Regions from separate parts of the Mus musculus genome. Here region 1 is linked to region 2. A link is a loop called in an ENCODE intact Hi-C map of the cell type or tissue named here. Cell type or tissue: left cerebral cortex. All regions are shown on one strand.

Region 1 (2,500 bases), 150 kb before region 2:
CAACAAAAACAATGGAAAGCACACATATACATGGAAGCGGAACAATGCTCTACTCAGTGATGACTTGGTCAAGGAAGAAATAAAGAAATTAAAGGCGTCTTAGAATTTAATGAAAATGAAGACACATCATACCAAAACTTATGGGACACTGAAAGCAGTGGTAGGAGGAAAACTCACAGCTCTAAGTGCCTCCAAAAAGAAACTGAAGAGAGCTTACACTACCAGTGTGACAGCACACCTGAAAGCTCTAGAACAAAAAGAAGCAAATGCACCCAAGAGGAGTAGACGGCAAGAAATAATCAAACCAAATAGAAACAAAAAGAACCATACAAAGATTCAACAAAACCAGGAGCTGGTTCTTTGAGAAAATCAACAAGATAGATAAACCCTTAGCCAGACTAACTAGCGGGCACAGAGACAGTATCCAAATTAATAAATCAGAAATGAAGAGGGAGACATAACAATGAAATATATCTTAAAATAACTATTCTGTTTGTTGAATATCAACAGTTGAAATATTAAAATCATGTTCTACAAAAGAAAAACAAAGAAACAACTACAAATATCAAAGTGCTTCGATTAAAGAAAGAGCTATTACATTTCAGAATTTAGCACACAAAAAGGAACCTGGGGTTGGAGACCACTGGCTTCTTTCCCAAAGGACCTGTGCTTGGTTCTCAGAACCCTCAAGGCAGCCCACAACTGTGTGTAACTCCAGGTCTGACACCCTCACACAGACATACTTATACATGCAGGCAAAATGCCAATGCACATGAAATAAAAATAAATAAACTATTAAACATTTTTAAAGTAAATTCCTATTTTAAAAAAGATTATAAAGACATTACTGCACACTTGTTAATTTGCAAATTCGTTATCAATGGGAAAATTCCTAGAAAAACAGAACTTAGCAATACTGCAACAAAAATAAATTTAAAAAAATGTTTGACTTGAAAAAAAAATCAACACTCAAAATTGTTCAGTGTTTTTAAAAACTAGTTTTTTGCTACACTGGGGGTGGGGGATAATCCATATTTAAATGAGCTCCAGGAGATAACCTGTTAACCAGGAGACTGTTCAGAGAACCCTGTGGGGTCTACACAGCAAGCTGCAGCTTTTACTTCTATGCTAGGGACTCACTAAGGGACAGGGTCTGGCCCCTCAGAGTTTCCCCTCCTGACTAGTCGCCCCATGTGGAAACTAAGCAGACGCAGCCACATAGGCGAAGCCTCTTTGGCAGCTCATTTCTCTTCTTATTGAAGCTTTGTTTCCTTAGAGGCAAGAAAACTATTAGCTGAATTCATGCAGACATGGATAAGTGTACCAGTAGGTGGCAATAGAGGTAATTAGGTCTCCCAAAACATCAAACTTGGATTAGTTCCTAAGGCAGATTGTAGAGATGGCAGCCTACAAAACTCAGTCAAGTCTCAACGTAAACTTAACTTTGTTCTATTCTTGTTCTGTGGATAGAGGTTTTTAAAACCAGGATGCTATAGACAGAAACAAATGCCCCATCCCCACTCCCACTCCCTCTCCCCCAGTTCTACAGTCGAGTTCTGTATGCACAGAACTCCCTTATGCTGAGAAAGGTTCTCACTAAGGTTACCCAGGACAGCCTTGACTTTATAAAGTAGTTGAAGCTGGCCTTGAACTTGTGATCCTCCTGCCTTAGTGTCCCATGCAGCAAGGAAACAGGCCTGAATCACCAAGGACCAGCTACACTTTTTTTTTTTTTTTTAAAGAAACTAAGCTGCCTATTGTGTTTTGTTCTCTAAAATTGGAAGCTCTTTAAGTTTGCCATTTTGGGTTGAAAAAAATTGTAAGCATAGTCCTATACCACACATAGTTCTATGTATTATATGTATATGTGCAGGAAAATTATGTATAGTTCCACAAATTAGGCGTGTGGTGAAAGGAAGGCCAGCTAGGTGAAATAAACTATGCTTATAATATAAGCTCTTGGCATTGCTTAATGAGTGGAACTCAACCTCTCATTTTAGCAAAGATAGAGCAATCTGAACACTCCTGTGTTGAAGGAAAACTGTTTCTAAAGGAATACACCAAACCTTTGTTAATTCCTTCCATTGACAAGAAAACCCATAGATTGCAAAGAAAAATATTCAAAGTTTTAATTTTCACAGAATAATTTGGAAGCCTGGGGTAACAGGACAATTTGACCTGAAGCTCATATGCCAAGAAAATCAGTTTCCAAAGCCATGATATGAAAAACTCCTCACTCTGCAACCTACAGATTGCCCACACTTCTTTCTATTCGTCAGCTATCTGTGGGGCTAAACCAGAAAGTGTTTACTGTATTAAATCTAATGAATGTGTATACTTATTTAAGGATGAAGTTAGATAATTGAAAAAGTAGTTCATACCTGATTTTTAGAATTATATAAATGATTCAGTCTTTCATATCATGAAATAACAACCACGAGTAGTTTTTGGTTTTTAAATTAGGTATATAAACTTCTGTTCAGTATTGAGAGATTTTGGG
Region 2 (2,500 bases):
AACACCACTGGCCTCGAATAGTCTGGCCTTCTCTGTGTCTTCCCCTTCCAGAAGACCCGGGTACTAAAGAAGTTCCCGGAGACCTCAGGTGGTCAGAAAAGTACCGGAGGCAGAGCAACACCCTGTACCCTCATGTAGTTTCCCATATAGGCACAGGAGAGACCACAGTTCCCTCCCCCACACCACCTCCAGGACCAGCTAAAGGTGTAAATGGCTTTCTGAAAAGTAACAGCCTTGTTTAGCCTGTGTTCCAGGGCAGGGCTGGTCCCAATCCTTATTTTACTGTGTAACTAGACACCTCCCTGTGAGTTGTAGACAAAGATTAGGGAAGCCAAGTACCCAAGAGACAGAAACCAGTGTGATAGTAAGAATAATATTTTTCAGGCCAATAGGTGGCCCTGAAACTACCTCCCACTACAGGCAAGGAGGCAAAGACCGCACTGGGGTAATCCGGAAATGCCAAACTGATGCCTGCGTTCACCCTCCCAGTGTGTGTGACAGTGACTAATTACCCTTGCATTTCTTATTTTCATTTCTGGGTCCCAGTGGAAGTCTGAGGCCGGTGCTGGGAGGGCAGAGGGAGGAGGAGGTACAGGAAAATGACAGTCGGGACAGGGGCCCTGCTGAGTCTGGCTTCCATTAGGCATTGCCCTGTGGAACAGTTGGAGCTTTTAAGTGAATGTTGCCAAGACAGAAAGTATGTCTTGAAAGCTGTTCTTGCTCACGGAACTAACATAGCTTAATGGTCGTCACCCAAGAAAGAAGGTCGGAATCAGAAGTCAGCATTGGGTTGTGGGTTTGGGTTTTTTGGGGGGTTGTTTTGTTTTGTTTTTGTTTTGTTTTGTTTGTTTTTTGTTTTTGTGGGTTTTTTTGTTTTGTTTTGTTTTTTTCTATTCTCTGTCTTTTGCAGGGCATTGGGAATTAGTCAGGCTGATTTTCACGTGCACAGAGCAAGTTTCATCTCATCCACTGTAGACCTAGGCTACTGTGTTTGGGTTTCCAGCATCACTGGGGACTCTCAGCTTGTGAAAACCTTTCCCCTTGGAACAAATCCTGGAAGCCCGACATTAATGAGCTCAGACCATCCCCTGGCCTTGAATGGGACGTTTTGTTCTACTTGCGAATACTTTGCTCAGGGATAAGAGCTTTCCCCAGCAGCTGGTCGCTTTCTTAATCAAACCTCAGCTCTCTATTCTGGCAGGCTTTCTGAGATGCACAGAGCTGGCCACAAAGTCCTTCTTAAAAGATGGTGGGTGGGAGGAAATAATCTCTCACCATTGCCTTTCGGTGCCCGGAGTTCTCCCATAAATATTTTTTTAAAGAGCTAACCATTAAAAGTTCATTTATAATCCTTCACGGACACCCTGTTTTTTAAGCTTCAAGAACAGGGACAGGGAGCAGAAACCGGAGAAGAATTTTAAAGTGAGAAATCTCACAGGGTGAAGGGTGCCAAGAGCGTCAGGAGACAGGCCAGGCATTCATTTGTTGGGAACCTCACCTGTGCCAAGTCATCTCATTTGACTCCAGAGTAACTCAAGACATTGTATTTGCCCATCTTAGGGATGAATGGCTCAGGGCTCACCAGTGTGGGAGTTTGTTTGGGGTTATACAGTCAGAACTTGAATTTGGGGTTTTCCACTCCCAGAATCCTCTGTCTAGAACAGGTAACTTCTGAGCATGCTCTTTGGACACAAGTGCTCACTAGCTTTGCAACCATGGATGAATTCCTCAGCTCTCCGGGCTGAGGCTCTTTGCTGTGGACACTGACTGCTGAGACTTAGGGACAGGCAGTGCACTGAGAATGAGCACACTAGGACCATCTTTCCATTGCTTCCACTTTTGTTATCATTCCTGCCACCATCTCTCCTTAGAATATGGACTGAAGGGCTCGGGTTTGGCTTCATATGCAAGCAGAGAGAACATAGATGAGGAGGTTGCAGGAGATGGGAGAGTGGCCTTTGGGGGACTGACAGTTCAGTCTAGCTTTGTAGCTATCCTTGCAAACTTTCCTTAATAGGATCATTACCTTAGAGAGTAGGAGAACCAGTCTGAGCTCTGCAGTCCCACCAGCCTTTAACCTAGCCCACGGTCCTCTTTCTCTCTTCCTGCCATCTTGGGCTCAGGCCGAAAACCTCCTGGACACCACAGCAGAAGCAGGTCCTTACCCCAGTCACCCTCTTCAGCAGGTCACGAACTCCTCTGACGACTGGACCATTTCTGGCATTCCAGCCAACCAGCACCGCCTCACCCTGACCAGGCTTGACCCTGGAAGCTTGTACGAAGTGGAGATGGCAGCCTACAACTGTGCTGGCGAGGGCCAGACAGCTATGGTCACCTTCCGAACAGGTAAGTCAAATATTTTTGCTTAGCTCAGAGTTCCAAAGGCCCGAGCAAGTTATAGTGAGGCCAGATGCAAAGTCCTGTTCACTTTGTTCACCTCTGTCCTTCTCCAGTGGCTGCCTCTGTGGACTTATGTGCCTGGACTAAAGCACTACCTTTC

Evidence for each region. A loop is a pair of places that touch in the nucleus more often than their neighbours do. Peaks named below come from ENCODE experiments on the same cell type or tissue, not always from the same donor. Only the 100,000 strongest peaks of a DNase experiment are listed, where the experiment ranks them.
Region 1: it touches region 2 in a loop (2.3-fold over the local background); 19 of 42 quality-filtered maps call a loop at or near these places.

Annotation. Positions count from the first base shown.
Region 1 is chr16:44,642,951-44,645,450 of GRCm38, reverse strand. No RefSeq gene overlaps it. Among named protein-coding and RNA genes, the nearest start is that of Gm46571, 15 kb to the right of the region's middle. In left cerebral cortex, a CTCF peak has its summit at 1,318 (motif pointing right); a DNase peak (open chromatin) is centred at 1,339.
Region 2 is chr16:44,492,659-44,495,158 of GRCm38, reverse strand. It overlaps Boc (biregional cell adhesion molecule-related/down-regulated by oncogenes (Cdon) binding protein), which reads left to right. Exons shown (of 19, transcript NM_172506.2): 9 at 2,187-2,346. Among named protein-coding and RNA genes, the nearest start is that of Gm30064, 36 kb to the left of the region's middle. In left cerebral cortex, no CTCF peak of the experiment used is centred here; a DNase peak (open chromatin) is centred at 1,080.